3 separate regions of the Homo sapiens genome follow, and all the other regions are linked to region 1. Evidence: read pairs that join two places in POLR2A ChIA-PET (ENCODE). Cell type or tissue: Panc1. All regions are shown on one strand.

What was found. ChIA-PET counts read pairs that join two places held together with the same protein. Peaks named below come from ENCODE experiments on the same cell type or tissue, not always from the same donor. Only the 100,000 strongest peaks of a DNase experiment are listed, where the experiment ranks them.
Region 2: POLR2A ChIA-PET joins it to region 1 with 8 read pairs; 3 of 35 experiments call an interaction of 5 or more read pairs at or near these places.
Region 3: POLR2A ChIA-PET joins it to region 1 with 7 read pairs; 3 of 35 experiments call an interaction of 5 or more read pairs at or near these places.

The regions. Positions count from the first base shown.
Region 1 is chr11:9,807,096-9,811,095 of GRCh38, forward strand. It overlaps SBF2 (SET binding factor 2), which reads right to left. Exons shown (of 40, transcript NM_030962.4): 31 at 1,806-1,907; 32 at 905-1,090. SBF2-AS1 (SBF2 antisense RNA 1) reads left to right here. Exons shown (of 3, transcript NR_036485.1): 2 at 753-2,189; 3 at 3,165-4,000. Among named protein-coding and RNA genes, the nearest start is that of LINC02709, 50 kb to the left of the region's middle. In Panc1, no CTCF peak of the experiment used is centred here; no DNase peak of the experiment used is centred here; H3K27ac peaks cover 3,879 bases.
Region 2 is chr11:9,961,460-9,965,459 of GRCh38, forward strand. SBF2 (SET binding factor 2) reads right to left here. Exons shown (of 40, transcript NM_030962.4): 15 at 2,314-2,423; 16 at 498-647. Among named protein-coding and RNA genes, the nearest start is that of LINC02709, 200 kb to the left of the region's middle. In Panc1, no CTCF peak of the experiment used is centred here; no DNase peak of the experiment used is centred here; H3K27ac peaks cover 720 bases.
Region 3 is chr11:9,877,291-9,881,290 of GRCh38, forward strand. The region is part of intron 17 of SBF2 (SET binding factor 2); the gene reads right to left. All of the region lies in intron 1 of LOC101928008 (a long non-coding RNA gene), which reads left to right. Among named protein-coding and RNA genes, the nearest start is that of LINC02709, 120 kb to the left of the region's middle. In Panc1, no CTCF peak of the experiment used is centred here; no DNase peak of the experiment used is centred here; H3K27ac peaks cover 2,250 bases.

The DNA.
Region 1 (4,000 bases):
GCTCACCATTCCCACAAATGTTTGACATGCCAGAACCCATTCATCCAACCCTGGGATTGTGGTCAAATGAAAGCTGGAAATAGGCCTGCTTTTCCTAGGCCAATTCAGTCTTCAACTTGCAAGCTCAGTGCCATCCAATTCTCAAACCCAATCCTGACCAAGGCCCCATCCAGAGGTCTGTATCTGATGTGCCTGCGATGAAGGCAGGAGGGAGCCTAGAGCAGTCACATCTCCCCTACCCTCACTGCATTTGAATGGATATACCTGGGCTCCCACTTATAAGTGAGAACATGAGGTATTTGGTTTTCTGCTTCTGCATCAATTTGCTTAGGATAATGGCCTCCAGCTATATCCATGTCATTGCAAAAGACATGATTTCATTCTTTTGTATGGCTGCATAGTATTCCATGGTATATATGTACCACAGTTTCTCCATGTGGTAGAAGTGACCAGTGTTCTCAAGCCTGTATGCCTGTCTGGCTGGGCCCTGATTATTTCTCCAGGGGTTAGGCTTTACCTCTTATGTTCCCAGGCACAAGCTGGGGTCCTCCCAAACTGGGCAGACCATGTGCTCGATTTCAGGACCCGTATTACCTAGAGATTTTGTTCTTAGGTAATAAGCCCAAGTTTGCTTCTCTTCTTTGAAGATGGTCATTTAGAGTGCTGGCTACTTCACTTGGGGCAAGCCCAACAGCCAGCTTAGCTGTCCTAGTTTCAGAAACCAACTAATTTTTTTTCTTTTCCATTCCTAGGAGTCTACTGCTAAGATTTCAGCATGTCCTGTGGCTGAGTTAATCAGAGTTATGACAGGAAGGTACCGGGCACACCATCGCAATGCTCCATCAATGCTAGTATGTTGTGTTCTTTCCTTCATATCAAGTCAACTCAAGCTTGCTCTACTTACCTGGTGTACACAGTCTAAGAACTGTAAGAAGACTGGAGCAAAACCACTCCCCTGACAGTTGAGGGTCAAGCTGCTCCTCTGACTGAATTTGTGACCAAAAGAGAGCCACTCTTTTTCAACCAACATCTGGAAGCCTTCAAGTGTCCTATAAAAGGGATCACTGAGTAACTGAACCAGGGATGTCACCTAGGGCATAAGCAGGATGGATTGTCATTAATTTTAGTTCTGAAAAAGGCCTATTACTAAGATAAAAGCACTTCCTTCTGATGATAGCTAATTCACAAATTTACCTGGACAGCAAATTTGTTCACTAACCATTCCAGGATGGCCAATAAAATTAATTTTGTAAACTTGCCAGTAAAAACTAAAGCTCAAATTCATTTTGGCTACAAGTTTACTTTCAGGGAATTGAGACTTTAATCCTTAACTGGCCAGTTTGCTGACAGCAACCTTTTCCTAAGTTAATCAGAGGCCAGAGGATCAGTTAAAATCAATTCTACTTTTTGGCAGATGCAGATTAATGTCTTAATGTAGTCTGAACTCACACTTTTCACTCTGGAGTGAGTTAAGGCGGGGCTTATAGAGAGCCAGGGGATGGACTGACAAAACCCAGGAAGGATGGTCCACGCCTCACACTGCTGGTCAAGGGCTCCATCCGCAAGCCTGCATGGTACATCTGTGGATGGGAGAGCTTGATGCCCGGAGCCAGAGCTCCAGGCTGCGTAGGGGCTAAGAGCTCATGGTACGGAGTTTTCTGATGGATACCAGGTGCTGTTTAACACAGGACTTTCTCTGTCCATAAACACATTAGTCATTATACAAAAGAGTCATCTGAAGAATTTAAAAATGACCAAATGGAAATATAAATATAAAATATCAAAAAATATGTCTAATAGTTTACTTGTGCAGTGATGTCCCAGCCTTCCTCCAAACAGACCAAAACTGAGGAACCATTCTCAAGTACTTCTGATACAACCACAGCCAGCTGCATTATCCTGTGAAGCTAAGAGACAGGAAGGAGAACACAATTAGACCAAGCGCTTTCTGAGTGCAGAAGTCAGAGAGAGTTGCTTTCAACCCTGGATAATCAAACGACTTAGGGATAAAGCGCTTGCACAAAAGAACCACATAATGTTTTAAATACCTAAAGTTCTTTCAAATCAAGATTAAACAATGACACTTTTGACTGGATGCAATGACTCATGCCCATAATCCCAGCACTTTGGGAGGCCGAGCCGGGCAGGTCATTTGAGGTTCGGAGTTCGAGACCAGCCTGGGCAACATAGTAAGACCCCATCTCAATGAAAACAACAACAAAATGACACTTCAAAAAAGTAGACACATTTTAAAACAATACATTCTAGTAATACATAATGAAATAAAATTACCTTACATGATTCCCCCAAAAGTAGGTGAGCTATAATTCCATAGAGTACAAAAAACAGAGATTCTATGTGGACTTCCCAACAAAAGACGGAAATTCAGATGAATTTTATTGGATTTAAAATTTGTTTTTCCATGATGTAGTAAGTTTTGTTTCAGACATTTTTTTTTTTTTTTTTTGAGACAAAGTCTCGCTCTGTCACCCAGGCTGGAGTGCAGTGATGCAATCCTGGCTAACCACAACCTCTGCCCCCCGGGTTCAAGCGATTCTCCTGCCTCAGCCTCCCGAGTAGCTTGGATTACAGGTGCATACCAGTGCACCCGGCTAATTTTTTGTATTTTTAGTAGAGACGAGGTTTCACCATGTTGGCCAGGCTAGTCTTGAACTCCTGACCTCAGGTAATCCACCTGCCTCAGCCTCCCAAAGTGCTAGCATTACAGGCGTGAACCACCACGCCTGGCCTATTTCAGGTATTCTTAATTTTTTGGGAATTAGATAGTGGTGATAGTTACACAATGTTGTGGACATACCAAAAAGCGTTGAGTTGTGCACCTTTATCATAAGGATAAATTTTATGGTAAGTGAATTATATGTTAAAAAAGAAACTCCTGGCTGGGTGTGGTGGCTCAACGCCTGTAATCCCAGCACTTTGGGAGGTTGAAGCAGGAGTAGTGCTTGAGCTCAGGAGTTTGAGACCACCTGGGCAACATGGCAAAACCCCATCTCTACAAAACATACAAAAACCAGCCAGGCGTGGTGGCATCTGCCTGTAATCCCAGCTACTCAGGAGGCTGAGGTAGGAGGATCGCTTGAACCTGGGAGATCGAGGCTGCAGTGAGCTGTGATTGTGCCACTGCACTCTAGCCTGGGTGACAGAGCAAGACCCTGTCTCGAAAAATAAAAATAAAAAAGATACTCCTATTTGTCTATACTGTGTACTAAATGAGAAAAAAACTTTCAATATATTTGTGCTAAGTTTTTAAAGCCACATCAATTGGCTCAAAGTCCTTAATAAACAATTAAGGTATGAGAATAGTATATAGATTTTAAAACCAGATGTATAACATTGTAATTTTAAAAAATATTTTAATGATCATCAGACATAATTTGCAATTTGAATCCAACTCTGAACAAGAACAAAAATGAAAAAACCCATCTCTTAAACAGAGCTAGGCTACTTTAAACACAGGAATAAGGCAAATGCCCTACTCAGTAATGAGAAGCTCCTCATGTAACTGTTTCTACAACATAGCTATCACCAGGCCTGAATTCTTTTGGGCTCAGAATTTGTTCTAAGAAATGGCTATTATTAAAAAGTCAAAAAATAACAGATGCTGGCGAGCCTGTGGAGAAAAGGGAATGTATATACATTTCTGGTGGGAATGTAAATTAGTTCAGCCATTGTAGAAAGTAGTTTGGTGATTTCTCAAATAACTTAAAACAGAATTACCATTTGACCTAGCAATCCCATTACTGAGTATATACCCAAAGGAATATAAATTGTTCTACCATAAAGTCACATGCACACACATGTTCAGTGCTGTACTATTCACAATAGCAAAGACATGGAGTCAACCTATATGCCCATCAACGGTAGACTGGATAAAGAAAATATGGTACATATACACCATGGAATACTACACAGCCATAAAAAGAATGAGCTTATGTCCTTTGCAGTAACACAGCTGAAGCAAACTAACACAGGAATGGAA
Region 2 (4,000 bases), 150 kb after region 1:
TTTGTGGGAAGTTTGTTTCTGAAAGATCATACACACATTTTGAAGCCAAGTGGAAATTTTGTTGTTGTGCTTTACAAACACAAAGTACTTAAATACTTAATTAAGTAATTCATTTATCGTTTGGATTATCCACCATTCATTGTCCTCTGCTTGGACAACTGAAAACTGACTGAAAAGGGCTGATGTGACTATAGACATTAAGTAATATATAACTGAATGCTTTAAAGATGACTTTTCATTTTCAAAGAACTTGCTTATATTACAGAACTAGTAAAATAATCTAGCATTTTCAAAGAGAAAACAAAGAAAGAACAAAAACTCTTAATATTTATGCCAAGTAATAAAAAAGTATTTGACAGAAATGATAGAGATACTGACGCTTCATCCTATTAGCTGTGGTAGGCTCAAGAACTGATATATTGGTAATTACAAAATATTCTGGAAAAATGAAAAGTATTCTCAAATAAGAGGAATAATCTGAAAGAACTACAAATTACCTGTAGAGTACAATTCATCATCCTTATTATGTAGTCAAACTGTTGATGGTCTAATATTGCCCGGTTTTGCTGGACATGCAAACCCAATTCATCAGTGAGACACTGTCTTGCTGCCTTTCCTTTAAGGGCTCTGAGTGCAGCAGGAAGGGTCTGAGGACAAGAGAGGTACAAATGACCAAATGGTACCACTGGGGGAAACAACAACTTTCAAACAATCATCCTGAAAATTCAAACGCATCCTATAATTTATTTAACATAGTTATTAGTAAAATTAAACTCCTAGGGAATAGGTGATTTATTATTAAGACAATTATAAAATAGATTTGTGGTTATTTTTATATGTAAACCAGCAAGAAATATAAGATAATTATGTGATAAATTGAAAAACATTTAATTTCACTATTTTTCTTCAAGTTAACAAAACTTTGGTTACCAAATTGACTGTTGCTTCAGATCATGAGTCAAAGCCATAGATACGTAAGACACCTTTCTATAACTAGTAAATTTTCCATGGCAAGAACAGAAAGAAAAATTAAAACAATAAGAAATACAAGTGATTTCATACTTTTAAACTGGTTGGCTGCTTAATCACTATTCAGCTTTAAATTATGACTGAAAAGTTCTACAATCTCTTCTCATTTAAATATCATAAAAAAGGAAAGAAAAAGGACTCGGAGTTGCAAAAACAGATATCTCTAGGTGTATGCATTAAAACTCTTTTCGCTTTACAACAGGCACATCCATAAAGATGCCTCCTTCAGTTCACCATGTAGGACTTAGTTAATTTACTTCACATATAATAATAATAAGCTTATTTAGCTAAAAAATCAGAACAAAGGAGAAAACAAGAAGTAGGAGGGCATGATATCACTAAAGGTGGGTATAAGAAATAGGATGTGAAAGTTGAAAGCAAAAGAAGTGAAAGACTTCAACTCTAAGAAAACATAGAAACCAAAAAGCACAAAATGTAAAGAGCACTGGGTCAGTCAGTGTAAAGGTAAACATTTCTACATGCTTTAACCAACCCCTGAAAATAGATATTCAGAACTATGACAATGAGTCAGTAAGAAAGGGTTACATTATGTTCAGCATGTTTCATTGAAGAAGGCAAGAAAACATGCTCTAAGGAGGCACATTTAAGTTCAATACTACAGTTCCTATAATTCATTACATATTCTAACTAGATTCTTTGCAATACATAAAATTATATTAAAATGTTAAGTTTTGGCCAAGCATGTTGGCTCATACATGTAATCCCAGCACTTTGGGAGGCTGAGGCGGCTGGATCACTTGAGGGCAGGAGTTCAAGACCAGTCTGGCCAACATGGTGAAACCCCATCTTTACTAAAAATACAAAAATGAGGCGGGCGCAGTGGTGCGTGCCTGTAGTCCCAGCTACTTGGGAGGCTGAGGCAGGAGAATCGCTTGAACTTGGGACGTAGAGGCTGCAGTGAGCCAAGATCATGTCACTGTACTCCAGCCTGGGTGACAGAGCAAGACTCTGGCTCCAAAAATAAAAATAAAATGAAAAAAATTTTAAGTTTCTAAGTAATATCCCAAAATAGTGTTTTGTGAACAATGTTTAAAAGTTTGACAGAAAAAATTACTATGAATATATTTCTGGTGGTCATATAATTAAGCTTGGCCCAACAGCTTTAAATCTTAGACACTATTCATTTAAAATGATCCAAACAATGAGAGGATACTTTATTAGGAAAAGGGATAGAATTAAAGAAGAGAGAAGCTGGTAACCTCAGCACGTAAATCTGAAAGGGAAATGATAAATGCTTACTTGGGAAAGATCACATTTTATTACCTTTTCAGTTTCCAAAATTTTATTTTCAAATATGAATGAGATACAGTTTCTGACAACTTCTAGTCTTTGTGCACTGTTGAAAACTGTCGTCACCTTGTCCATTATCGAAACTAGTAAAAGAATATAAAGAAAGCACAAATAAATTAAACTTCTTTGGTAATTACAAAAGCAAAGAGACTACTACTTTAAGACTGTAGGTTGGGCGTGGAGGCTCACACCCGTAATCCCAGCAATTTGGGAGGCTGAGGTGGGATGATCCCTTGAGCCCAGAGGTTTGAGACAAGCCTGGGCAACATAGCAAGACCCTTGTCTACAAAAAATACAAAAATTAGCCGGGCATGGTGTCTTGCACTGTAATCCCAGTGACTCGGGAGGCTGAGGTCGGAGGATCACTTGAGCCCAGGAGTCCAAGTCTGCGGTGAGCTAGGACAGCACTACTGAACTGCAGCTGGGTGACAGAGTGAGACCACATCTCTTATTAGAAAACAAACAAAAACTGTTGATATGACCTACACCTTATTTTTTCCCTTATTACAGAGCATTGAAAGTATTCCATATCATTATTTTGATTACATGTTCCAGTGTTGAAGTATCAGGCTAGCTGATTAATAATTTCACAGGGTAGATTCTAATGAGACACTTAACTTTTATGCAAACTAATTCACATTGCAAAGTAAAATTATATTAAACAAAGGCAAACATCTATTTTAAACTTTGTTTACAACTAGTAATATTGTTAATATTTCTAAGATATTACCAAAGAAAAACTACATTCCACAAAATATTAGATATTACACATTTGAGTAGAGGGGACTTGAAAGAAAGTAGTGCAAACAAAGAGAAACGATCATGATCAATGAACTGTTACACTGGCTTAGGAAAGTCACTTTTTAGTCATGCAAACCTAGCACCTTTCACCTTTTACCATAGGGTTAGAAAATTCTAGTGTATTACCTAGGCTACTAAGCTAGTTACCTAAATAAATTTAACTTATTAAAATAATATTAGAAGGATATAAATGAAAGTAGTATTTATATAAAATTTATACTTTCACAAAGAACTATACTATGCCATTTGTTTAAATGAGGTAGTATCAATAGTTTTTTTTTGCATAAATTTAAGGGGTACAAGTGCAGCCTTGTCACATGGACATACTGCATAGTGGTGAAGTCTGGGCTTTTAGTGTATCCATCAACCAAAATGATGTATATTGTAGCCATTAAGTAATTTCTCATCCCTCACTCCCTTCCCACCCTCCCAGCCTTCTGAGTCACCAGCGTCTTATTATTCCACACTTGATGTCCATGTGTACACATTATTTAGCTCCCATTTATAAGTGAGAATAGTATCAATGGTTCTCAAGCCAAAAAGACTACTTATATTTTATGGCTACTCTTTGGATTCTAAAGGCACAATCCCTTCACCTTCTCCCATACCTAAGAAGAAAGACTATCATATTTTACTCATTAGCATTCCTTTCATCTCATCAATACAAAACCTATATTCGTCAAATAATGTTTTAAACTTTTTTTTTTTTTTTTTTTTTGAGACAGAGTTTCACTCTTATTGCCCAGGCTGGAGTGCAATGGCACGATCTCGGCTGCCTCCCAGGTTCAAGTGATTCTCCTGCCTCAGCCTCCCAAGTAGCTGGGATTACAGGCATGCGCCACCACACCCGGCTAATTTC
Region 3 (4,000 bases), 70 kb after region 1:
GTTCCTGTGTTGTTCCTATTTTTGTATGCTCATTAAGAGATAATATTTTTAAAATGCCAACAATTAGGTTTTAAAAACTAAACATGAAATCATTAATTAAACCTAAATAATTTTTTAAAATTATACTTTAAGTTCTAGGGTACATGTGCACAATGTGCAGGTTTGTTACCCAGGTATACATGTGCCATGTTGGTTTGCTGCACCCATCAACTCGTCATTTACATCAGGTATTTCTCCTAATGCTATCCCTACCCCAATCCCCAACCCCCCGACAGGCCCCAGTGTGTGACGTTCCCTGCCCTGTGTCCAAGTGTTTTCACTGTTCAATCCTCACCTATGAGTGAGAACATGCGGTGTTTGGTTTTCTGCTCTTGCGATAGTTTGCTGAGAATGATGGTTTCCAGCTTCATCCATGTCCCTGCAAATGACATGAACGCATCCTTTTTTATGGCTGCACAGTATTCCATGGTGTTTATGTGCCACATTTTCTTAATCCAACCTATCATTGATGGACATTTGGGTTGGTTTCAAGTCTTTGCTATTGTGTATAGTGCCACAATAAATTTACGTGTGCATGTGTCTTTATAGCAGCATGATTTATAATCCTTTGGGTATATACCCAGTAATGGGATCACTGGGTCAAATGGTATTTCTAGTTCTAGATCCCTAAGGAATCACCACACTGTCTTCCACAATGGTTGAACTCATTTACACTCCCACCAACAGTGTAAAAGCATTCCTATTTCTCCACATCCGCTCCAGCATCTGTTGTTTCCTGACTTTTTAATGACCGCCATTCTAACTGGCATGAGATGGTATCTCATTGTGGTTTTGATTTGCATTTCTCTGATGACCAATGATGATGAGCATTTTTTCATGTGTCTGTTGGCTGCATAAATGTCTTCTTTTGAGAAGTGTCTGTTCATATCCTTTGCCCACTTTTTGATGGGGTTGTTTTTTTCTCGTAAATTTCTTTAAGTTCTTTGTGGATTCTGGATATTAGTCCTTTGTCAGATGAGCAGATTGCAAAAATTTCCTCCCATTCCGTAGGTTGCCTGTTCACTCTGATGGTAGTTTCTTCTGCCGTGCAGAACCTCTTTAGTTTAATTAGATCCCATTTGTCTATTTTGGCTTTTGTTGCCATTGCTTTTGGTGTTTTAGTCATGAAGTCCTTGCCCATGCCAATGGCCTGAATGGTATTGCCTAGGTTTTCTTCTAGGGTTTTTATGAATTAAACCTAAATAATTTAAAAAAATCTGTGTACATATAGTCTGTCTCTTAATAGCCTTTGAGGGCAGAGACCATGTCTTGCACATCTTGGCATCAATTCAAATGCTAGGTTAAAGCATCTTAAATATAGGTACTGGAGGTACACACAATGCTTGTTAAATTCCAAAAGGTTAATTACATATTTCCCAGAGGCTTGCTTCTAAGATTATAATTTTAATTCTAATTTTATTAGCTGGAAATGTCACCCAAGAGTATAATAAAACCAGCTAACTCCACAGTCATTCAAGATGGCTCTCTGACTTCTTCCAGGTAATCTCCTGCTATCAGTACTGAAACATGCCTATGACCGAGGGTTAAGCTCATGCTTTCATCTCCCCAACACTTAAAACTCCCTCTGAAAGTGACCCCTCTTTATCTTTACGTCTCTCTTATCATGTAAAAATCTATCAGTGACAAAGAGGAACAACTGCAAAGCTGCAGAAATTAAAAACAGACCTTTTGACTTAGGTACAAAATGTTTGCACTTTGGACATAAAGGGAATTTGCTGAGTTACTGAATCAAGTATTTATAGCACCACATAATTGATTTTCTGCCATAATAATTTCTTCTGTAATTTAGCAGCTCCTCCACAAATCCCCATCAAATCTATGACTTCTCAAAAATGCTAACAATGCTGGCTAATACAAAGGAAACAGTGCCACCTAAGCAAAATTAAACTAGAATAATAATCTATTCATAAAGTTCTTTTTAGGGACACATAGTTATTAAAATCTTTGCTTTTGTTATTCACGAGTCATGAGTTTTGCATTTTCCATTCTTTTCTCAATTATGTTATTAGGCTGTATCTTATCAAAAGTATTCTAATTCCTATCTTCAGGCTACAAAGTCCTTGCCCTAAATGAAAATATTAGAGTCCACTAAAAACCAACATAATCAAGTATGCCCTGTGACTTCCAACCCCAAAAGTGGAGGATGCTGACATGCATCATCATCGGTTTTGCCATTTGCCAGCTGGAGGACCTGGGCTAAGCTTGGTGAGCATAGGGACTGTGTCTGTTTTATTTGTCAATGTATATCCAGTGACTGGTGAAGCAGACATTCAATTTATAGTTGAATTCATGTCCTGTCTTTCATTCAACAAATATTCGCTGTGCACGTACTATATGCCAGGCACTAGGTTAGGTGCTTTACATGAATAATTTCATCTTTAGTTATCACCATTTTAGAGTAGAAGAATAAAAGTTCAGACAGTTAAACATTTGTTTCAGATCTCAGGATGAGGCCAGGCTTGGTGGTTAGTGTCTGTAATCCCAGCACTTTGGGAGGCCAAGATGGGCGGATCACTTGAGGTCAGGAGTTCAAGACTGCCCTGGCCAATGTGGCAAAACTCCGTCTTCACTAAAAATACAAAAATTAGCTGGGTGTGGTGGTGCACACCGGTATTCCCAGCTACTCGGGAGGCTGAGGCAGGAGAATTGCTTGAACCTGGGATGTGGAGGTTGCAGTGAGATGAGATCGTGCCACTGCACTCCAGCCTGGACAATGAGTGAGACTCTGTCTCATAAAAAAAAAAAAAAAAAAAAAAAAAAAGATCTCAGGATGAGCCAAGATTCAAATCCAGATCTTTCTGTGGCCCCAGAGTTCAGGCCTTTTCCTTACTATACCACACAACAACAATTCACAATCAGAAGCTAAAAGCTGGAGGTTGTGAAGCTTGCATGTTATTAACTATATCTGGCTGAGTATGTGTTTTGTTTTGGCTGTCTAGGATTTTTGAAAAATGAAGCCAACATTTTAAACTGAAGAGGTTTTACATACAATCTAAATTTCGCGCTTCTTTTGAAAAGCCTAAAGATGTGGTAGCAATGTTCCTACATCCCTGTATGGCAACAACTGCTGAAGCTAAGCAGAGGCTGCCCCTTAGATGGGACATGTGCTCTTCATGTGGCCTGCTAACTCATTTGCGTTATTTGTTTGGCCCCTGTAGATTTGGTTTGTAACTTCTGCTACCTCTATGTGGATCTCTAAGTACCCTCATCAGTGCTTGTCTATTATACTAGCCTACTAAGTGGCCTCTGTTGCTCTAACCCCTCATCTTCCTATCTTCTACACTGCTCTAGTTTGTTTCTGAAACAATCACGTCACTGCCCTACTCAAGAGTATGGTATTACGTACTCCTTAGTGACCAGAGAATAATATTAGTCTAAACTCCTTAACATGACATTCTAGACATTCTGTGATTTGATTTCAAATTACTTTTCCTGTCATATTTTCCTTGTCTAATGACTGCATGGATTGCAGCTATCCTAGAAGGGGGTGTCTAGTAGCCTGCTACAAAATTCTGCCCCTGTCAGCATTTTAATCAATGGCTTGGATCACAAGAAATATGATTTTCAAATTTAAGAAGGAGGAAAAGGAAACCTATAATTTATTTATATCCAGCCTCAGAAATGCATGCCTTAATCCTTTTACTGCCTACAGAAGACTCTGGCAAGTGCTTAACAAAAAGATCTGGAGTCAATGGTGGTTTTAAGATTATGTACAAGCCACTCACAGAGATACTAGTGCTCCTTTGCCCTTTTATAGCATAAAAAGGCATTTTTGGATATAGAATCTCATTTCTTCAAGTCCAACAACAAAAATAGGATGATAGATAAAATATTTAAATGAACCGAATGAGTGATTAAATAAAGTAAGAATTGTATTTGGACAGAAAGCTCTTGGCACAGCAGTGATACCTAAGGATAAATTATAACCATGAACATTTTT